Regions from separate parts of the Homo sapiens genome. Here regions 1 and 2 are each linked to region 3. Evidence: chromatin contacts called from ENCODE Hi-C or POLR2A ChIA-PET data. All regions are on one chromosome and are shown on one strand. The core of a region is the stretch at or near the end of the contact, and the rest is flanking DNA. Distances in the headings are between cores, read along the strand shown.

The links. Hi-C counts contacts between places; a loop is a spot of excess contacts on that map. ChIA-PET counts read pairs that join two places held with the same protein, here RNA polymerase II (POLR2A). Pooled maps may share reads with other maps.
Region 1: a pooled map of gastrocnemius medialis shows a loop between it and region 3 (2.4-fold over the local background). The contact joins the enhancer-like site here to the promoter of DAZL in region 3. A Hi-C loop is called at or near these places in 1 of 168 maps with a recorded cell type or tissue (Right ventricle myocardium inferior) and 6 of 50 pooled maps. POLR2A ChIA-PET finds 5 or more read pairs at or near these places in 1 of 52 experiments (activated CD4-positive, alpha-beta memory T cell).
Region 2: a map of GM12878 shows a loop between it and region 3 (2.9-fold over the local background). The contact joins the enhancer-like site here to the promoter of DAZL in region 3. A Hi-C loop is called at or near these places in 4 of 168 maps with a recorded cell type or tissue (CD4-positive, alpha-beta memory T cell, Caco-2, GM12878 and 1 more), 2 of 37 single-sample maps with no recorded cell type and 12 of 50 pooled maps. POLR2A ChIA-PET finds 5 or more read pairs at or near these places in 1 of 52 experiments (OCI-LY7).

The regions. Positions count from the first base shown.
Region 1 is chr3:16,740,677-16,743,376 of GRCh38, reverse strand. All of the region lies in intron 1 of PLCL2UT (PLCL2 upstream transcript), which reads right to left. Among named protein-coding and RNA genes, the nearest start is that of PLCL2UT, 18 kb to the right of the region's middle. Within about 2 kb of position 1,281, at least 4 of the 41 ENCODE cell types and tissues checked have a DNase peak (open chromatin) inside an H3K27ac peak, as active enhancers do.
Region 2 is chr3:16,840,685-16,843,384 of GRCh38, reverse strand. No RefSeq gene overlaps it. Among named protein-coding and RNA genes, the nearest start is that of PLCL2, 43 kb to the left of the region's middle. RefSeq lists an enhancer at 820-1,069. Within about 2 kb of position 1,369, at least 22 of the 41 ENCODE cell types and tissues checked have a DNase peak (open chromatin) inside an H3K27ac peak, as active enhancers do; they include GM12878, OCI-LY7 and psoas muscle, where a contact is called at or near this core.
Region 3 is chr3:16,604,023-16,606,722 of GRCh38, reverse strand. DAZL (deleted in azoospermia like) reads left to right here and starts at 1,300. Exons shown (of 11, transcript NM_001351.4): 1 at 1,300-1,520. The coding sequence starts at 1,518.

The DNA.
Region 1 (2,700 bases), core at 32-2,531, 140 kb before region 3:
TTTGGAAAACAGTCTGGCAAAGTGTGAAACACTCTGAAAGACAGTTACTCAAAAGTTTAAATACAGAGTTACCATATAACCCAGCAATTCCACTCCAAGGTATTGAAATACTCCAAAAGAACTGAAAATGTAAGACTACACAAACTTGTACTTGAATGTTCATAACAGCATTATTCATAATAGTCAAAAATGTAAACAACCTAAATGTCCATCAACAGACAAATGAACAAATAAAATGTGATGTATTCACACAATGGAATATTACTCAGTAATAAAAAGGAATGGCATATTGATACAGTCTGCAACATAGATGACCCTTGAAAACATGTTAAGTGAAGGAGCCAGACACAAAAGACCACATATTCTATAATTTTATTTCTATGAAATACCCCAAATAGGAAATCTAAATAGAAATAAAATTGATTAGTGATTGCCTAGGGTGGGAGTTAGGGGAAAGGGGAGAATGAATATAACTGCTAAGAAGTACAGGGTTTCTTTAGGGGATAATGAAAATGTTTTAAAATGTATTGTAGTGATGGTTGTACAACTCTGTTAATGTACAAAAAACATTAATTATATACTTTAAATGGGTCCATTGTATGATATGTGAATGATATTGCAAAAAAAGCTGTTATAAAAGATAAAATAAGGGCATGGGAGTACAAACAAAAATTTATAATAATGGTTACCTTTGAGAGGGAGAGAATGGAATAGAATTAGGGAGGAACCCACAGAACATTTCACAGTAAGATGCTTTTTATTAAACTAGATGATGGCACACATTGGTATGCTATATCATAATCTAATAACATAGACATATGTTATTAAATAATTAAAATTATTTTAATGGCTAAGAAGCATATGAAAAAGTTTAACCCCTCAAATATTAATAAGACAACAATCACATTGTTATTTTTAAACCTGTGAAATTACTAAGTGTTTGCATTTGTGTGGTGAAACACATGATCTTATACACTGCTGGTGGGGGGGGTGTTGGACATTGGTAGAAGCTGTCTGGGGAACAAATCTCACAACATGTACCATGAACCTTAAAATATGCATACTCTTTCATCTGGCATTTCTATTTCTGGGAGTATATTTATATCCTTCTCCCTCTGAATCTGGGAAGGCCCCGTGACTTGCTTTGACTGACAAGGTGAAGCAGAAGTAAGGCACTGGGACTTCCAGGCCTAGGCCTTAAGAGGACTGTCTGGGAATTTCCACTCTCTACATCCTGGAAGCTGGTCACCACGCTATAAATAAGCTCAGGCTACACTGCGGAATGATGAAAAGCCACACGGAGAGAGGCCCAGGAGGAGAAGAGACTGTCTTGGATGGGACAGCCCCAGCCACTCATCAGCTGAATGCAGCTCCATGAGCAACCTCAACTATACCACAAGGAGCAGAACTTCCCAGCTGAGCCCAGCCAGCCCACAGAATAGTGAGAAATGAATCATTGTCTTTGTTTTAAGCCACTAAGTTTGGGGGTGATTTGCAATGCAACAACAGAGCTAAACAATATCCTAAAGACATAATGAGAGATGTGAACAAATATTTATGGACAAGGCTGCACATAAGTGTTACAGGCAATAATAAAAAATTAGAATGTATCTAAATGCCTGTGTTGGCATCTATTGTTTCTTTGTCTACTCAGCATCATTTCTATTTTGTAACAGAATCCAGAATTTAAGAAAACCTCCCTCCTCATTTTCAGTCAATGTGGTTCCAATGAGGTTTTTCCCTACCCAGGAGTGAACATATGACTCAGACTTGGCAAAAGACCCCTTGGGGTTAGTTCAAGGATGGGCCATGACTCACGCAATGTGGTCACAATCAGAGTGAATCCAAGACTTGCTCAGGAGTTGTAGGAAAGTGTTCTTTCTTTTTAGACTGTTCGTAGCCAGAATGATTGAAGATGAGAGTTTCTAAGGTTGAGAATTAAGTGAACACCACAGAAGGTAGAACTGGGGGATGCAGAGAACCATGTCTACATGACATTTTTTAGTCCCTACATCAAGCTATACCCTGGACTTTCGGGTATTTAAGCCAGTATGAGTCCTTTGGCTTAATCCAGTTAAGTTGGGTTTTCTGTCTCTTGCAATCAAGATTCCTAACCAGTATAAGGTCTGTCTAAGTCAGGGAAAGTTTGTTTGCAAAGGAAAAGACATTCACCCAAACTAATTCCAGAAAACCAGGGAAAGTAAAGGAAGCAGAGATTCTTATGGAATTCACGAGAATTAGAAATTTAACAAACTGCAAATCTCTCCATTTTTTGTAGTTTCTATTTTAAATGTGTCTGCATCCTTTTTTTCTGCTTTATAGCTGGTTCTTCTGTCCTTTTAATACAGAAATTATCATAATAATCTCAGTTATTATGATAACCAGATGTTGTAAACCAGATGGTTCATAAAGTCAAAAAAAATTATGGAACCCAGACTTTATGTTACCTTTAAACTTGTTTCCCACACATCTAGATCACATAGTATCAGTATCCCAGTGCTAAATTCCCAGAGTAAAGATCTGATGGGCCCAGCTTTGGCCAAGTGTCTACCATGTCCAAAATCAATATTTATGATGTCTCTAGGGGTTCTCTTTTTTGAAGCTGTGAGCTGAACATGTTTTCTAAAGAAAGATGTGGTCAAGGAGTAAATTATCTGCATTTCTAGAACACCACAAAACAAAGGAGGAATAAGTAAGCAA
Region 2 (2,700 bases), core at 120-2,619, 240 kb before region 3:
CCAGGGCAATTTCAAGCCTACCCAGCAAAACCCCAACTTCCCTCAAGGGGCAACCCTTCCTGCTCCCTAAGTGGAGTGCGTGGAATGTGCCTTCTCTTAGGAATATCCTTTCCCACTTCTCCACCTGGCTGACTCCTTCTTAGACATCATTTAGGACTTTGCTACTTGAAATGTGGACCTTGGACCAGCAGCATTGGCATTACTTGGGAGCTTGTTAAAAACGCAAAATCTCAGGCTCCACCCAACCCTGCTGAATCAGAACCTGCATTTTAACACGATCCCCAAGTGCTTTTTGCATCCGTTACAATCGGAGACGCACCAAAGTAAGACATAGCTCAGATATTATCACTTCCTTGAACCCCTGGCTTCGGTGAGGTTCTTCTCCAGGGAGTGCCCACAGTGCCCTGGTCTTGGGCCCACCACAGCACTCACCACACTGAAATGTGTTTGTTGGTTCTCTGTCTCCTACCTGGATGGGCAGCAAAGGTGTCTTATTTATCTTGGCTTCTCCAGTGCCTATAACAATACTGAGTAAACATCAGTTGAAGGAACGAATGAGTGGCTCTGAAGAAAGGTGAAAGCACTCTGGAAAATTAGCATTATGTTGCTAGGAGCCCATCTGGAACCTAATACTTGACATTTCTCTCTCTCAGCTGCTCCAGCTGCCCCCTGCATACATGAACGATTTCTCTAAATGCACCTAACTTCAGCCTTCAGGCCTGAGCCAGCGTTTAGGGTTCTCTGAGTCTTCTGCTTTTAAGCCACCTCATCACGGAACCCAGTAGGAAAACCCCAACAAACAAGGGCGGGCCCTCTGCTGCTTGGCACAGCCACCTCAACAAAAGCTGGGCACTTCCTGTAAGGCCCAACCCTGGGCCTGGCATCCCATCCTGCAGGGGGATCGCCCCTCTCCCTACTTCTGCTCACCACCTCCGGCACTTCCCCCGGTTACTTGGGTTGCTGCAGGAGCTGGGAGCACACCTTGCAGCTGCGGCAGCTTCAGAAGCTCAGATTTAACAAATGCTGGGCCGGCCTCAAAGTTAACTTCAGTTCAGTTTTCAAAGATCCTGCAAACAGCAGAAGGAGACCAGCCTGCTTCTTGTTTCTTGTCAAAGAGCGCTGTTCCCTAATTAGCCTCTCATGCTAACTTGGGGGAGCATCTCTATTCTTAGATAATACAGAAAACTGGTTTTACCCCTTAATAGTGTCTTTCTTTCTTTTGTAAATAGTTTTTTAATAAACATTTTGGTAGCTACATGAGGTTGGGTAATGCCCAAGGCTTTACCAACCTCATTGTGATATTTTTTTCACTTGTAACATATGTGACCACAGATGCTGCCACAGGCGTCACGTGGCCCCCTCACTGTAGCTGGGAGGGGACACACCTCCCATTTCCCTCTGACCACTGGGCTTTGTCTTTTCTCTCTCCTGTCTAAATTACTGAGCTGTCAGATCTAAAAGGACTGTAAAGAATAGAGATGTCATTGCCCTCTTATTTTAAAAAATTAGTAAAACAAATTGCTTTAAGTTTTCTAAACTTTTCAAAGCATTTTTAATGCAATACGTCTACATGCTAATTGTAGAAAATGTGGAAAAGCCAGAAAAGCATAAATTACCCATAATGCTACAATACAGAGAAAAATCACTCAACATCTCGGTAAATTTCTCACTAAACTTCATGTATCCAGAATAATGCATGTGAATGACTAGCGATGGAGCTGTCCTCCACCTTCCAGCCCCCACTGATACTTCAGGAACTTGGTAATAATACAAACCTGCACTTTATGCAGTTTGGAGTTTTATTCCTACTTACAAGATTATGAGTGGGTTTATTGTACTTCTATAGTTGAGCTGAAACTACGGCAGTCCCTTCTCACCTGCACTTTCACTTTCCAACGTTTTAGTTATTTGCAGTCAACTGCAGTCTGAAAATAGTAAATGAAAAATTCCAGAAATAAACAATTCATAAGTTTAAAATCGTGCAATATTCTAAGGTGCTTGATGAACTCCCACGCTGTCCCACTAGGTCCTCCTGAAATGTGAAATATCCTTTTGTCCAGAATACCCACGATGTATACCACATAGTAGTTGTTTTGGTTATCAGTTTGAAAAAACAGAGAATATATAGGATTCAGTACTATTTGAGGTTTCAGGCATCTGGTGGGGGGTCTTGGAAGGCATCCCATGCAGATAAGCAGATAAGAGGGGACTACTGTGCATACAACTTTGTATACTTCCTTTTTTTTTTTTTTTTTGCTTAAAGGAATATCAAGAGAATTTGCTCATGTTAACACTTTTTTCCCCCATTTTCTAATTTGTCAAATGAGTTTAAATGAGGTGATAAAATTGTTGGAAGTTGGGAGGTTACTAATCTGTTGTAATAAGATTTAAATAAAATAATATATTTTCAAAGTGCTTAGCTTGGGGCCTGGCATATAGTAAACTCTTCATAAATGGTAGCTATGACCATAGATTATTACTAAAATCTCATTTTAATGCCAGCATATTTCATTCTAAGTAGCATATTTAACCACCCACCCTTTTATTGTTCTGAGCTTGTTTCCAATTCTCCCCATTAAAAATTGTAGCACTGCAAGGATATCTTTGAGTATAACTTTTTGTTTCCTTTACAAAATTATTATTTCTTTAAAATAGATGACTCGGTTGAAAGATATAAACATTTTAAAGGCTTTTTGTTAT
Region 3 (2,700 bases), core at 51-2,550:
TTGCAGAGTACTCAGTTCCAGCTCCCACCCTGAGCCCTTACCTCCTACCACTAAACATCCAGATCTCAAGTTACAGAGAGTAACAACACTTTGCCCACACCTAGGATGACCAATCCTTCTGGTTTCCTTAGGGACGTAGGAATTTCTCAGTGCTAAAATCATGTAAGTCCTGGGCAAACTAGTATGACTGGCTGCCCTACAGCCCAGCCCCCATATCCCGGGCAGGAGAAGAATCAGTTGAATAAGTCATTGCTCTGGTTTTCAGTTTATTTTTGGTACTTGGAATTTCCCTTCTTTTCTTATGGGTTTAGCTGCATATTGAAAATAAAACGTTTTATTTTAATCCCGCATTACTAGGTGTTAGTAATGAGATACTGCTCACGTTATAGAAGTCCACCGTTTTGCCAGCTCAAAAAGTAACATTTTAATGCTTTCCGTCAGTACAGAAGTGAAGTTTGTGGATAAAGGTCATAGCTACTTAGCCCTGTGTGTATAGCTAAGGTGCTGCAGTGGTTCCCGAAGTTACGTGATGGGCTCCACCAACTGGCCCACAGCTTGCTCCTGCTCTACGCCCGTATTCTGACCTTAAGAATGTTCTAGAATTCTCTAGGCAGGCCTAGCGCCTTCCTGTAAGGCCTGGAAGGTGAATTCTCCCATTAAAATGTAAGATCCCTGAGCAAACACATGTTCTGTTATTCTGTTCACTCCTGCATCTGCTGTACCTGGTAATCACAGGCACTCAGTAACTATTTCTTGAAAGAACAAACATCCTGAATGTCAAACTGGCATTTCCTCCCATCCAACCCCTTCTATCTCAAACTTGACAGAAAGGAGTGCAAGTTTCTGGCCTGTTGATGTCTCCTTCTGTTTTCCACAGACTTGCTTCGATTTATTTCTGTAGGCATTTAAAAAAGATTTTGGGGTGAGTGTGAAGCTAAAAGTGATGGCGCTAACCCTGTGCCTTAGAGAAGCCATTTGGAAACTGCAGCCTAGACACATTAGATTATCATTTTTGTAAACTATACCATACATTTCAGTATGCATACTTATTTTAGGGGTGTTTTGGGGGTGATGTGTGTGTCTGTGGGTCTATGTGAGCGCGGCGCCTTCCTGGGACTGAGGCACCGGACCTGCGCACACGCGCTGCGTACCCTACGCCCCCGCCGCGTGGGCGCCGTCGTCCCCCGCAGCCCCCCCACGCAGGGGGCGGGGCGCTGCCACCCATTGGCTGAGGCCGATACCACGCGCCCCGATACCCGGCGCAGGAGCCACCTCCCTGAGCCCCGCGGACCACGCCTCAGTCCGCCTGCGCTCCTCAGCCTGACGGTCCGCCTTTCGGGGCTCCTCAGCCTTGTCACCCGCTCTTGGTTTTCCTTTTCTCTTCATCTTTGGCTCCTTTGACCACTCGAAGCCGCGCAGCGGGTTCCAGCGGACCTCACAGCAGCCCCAGAAGTGGTGCGCCAAGCACAGCCTCTGCTCCTCCTGGAGCCGGTCGGGAACTGCTGCCTGCCGCCATCATGGTGAGTTGAGGGAGAGGCCCGAGGGGCAAGGCTGGCGGAGTCTTCACTCGTGGGTGAAACTCGGCTCTGCAGGGTCGGAAAGTGAAGTCATCCTCGGCTTTCCTGTTTGGGGGGCACCTGCCTGGACGCACCACAGCCATGGCCCACAGAGTTGGGAGAGGCGGCCTGGCAGTGGCGCGGCCTACACAGAGAGGCAGGCGCGGGACGCCAAGGGCGGCAAGGTGGGGGTGGGCCCCGAGGACGCGCTGCCTCGCCGGCCACGTGCAAGGGCCACGGCCTTCTTGAGGCACCCATTTCCCGGTTCGGGTTCTCTACTGGCAGAGGTTTGGGGTGCGGGTTCCCCACCCCCGACTGCCCCACCCCGCCCCCACTCCCACGCGCTCCCCCACTCACGCGCCTCCGCCCCTCCCCCACTCCCACGCGCCTCCGCCCCGCCAGCCTCATTTCTGGCGCGCTCTCCCCGTGGCTCCGCAAGATGGCGGCGGGCCTGCTGAGGGACTTGCCTTCTTAAACTTCGAGGGCCGGAGCTTCCTTAGGAAGTGGTTCCCTCCTGGTCCCTGTACTTGGTGGGGTGGGCGGGGTTCGTGGGGGCCTCAGCGTGGGGTGTGGGGCGTCCTGAAGGCATGGCCCTGTAGCTGAGGGGGCTGGGCCGGAAGTGCCTCTGGTCCCCTCGCGCCTGTCAGCTGCGGGGGACTTGCTGATGGCGGCTCCCTCGTGTGGCGGCGACAGAAAAGCTCGCCTGACGCCATCTTTGCCGCACGAGGTTGGTTTCAGCAGTTACCATTAAGAATTTTAGAATTTTTAAATTCTGGGTACGGTTTTTTCCCTCTCGATAAACCAGGATCCTTTGACAAAATGTCCATTTGGTAGATAGCGTTGGGTGTGCGTTTTTGTGAGTTTGGTAAATGCCTAGCGTTGCTTCAGCGCCACCACAAGATGCAGCTCTGAACACGCAGACCAACCACTGAGTCACGAACGCGCGTATTACATGCTGTGTGTGTGTCTGCATTGATAATTCTCAGTCTCTTCAGGGAGGAAATTTATACACAGTTTATATTACCATGTATAAACATTAAAATAAAAATAAACACCTATTATGTGTAATTGTGCAACATATAGTTATCCATGCTAATAAAAAGTAATCACCTTGAGTTGTAAGTAATTATTTATTATAACACTT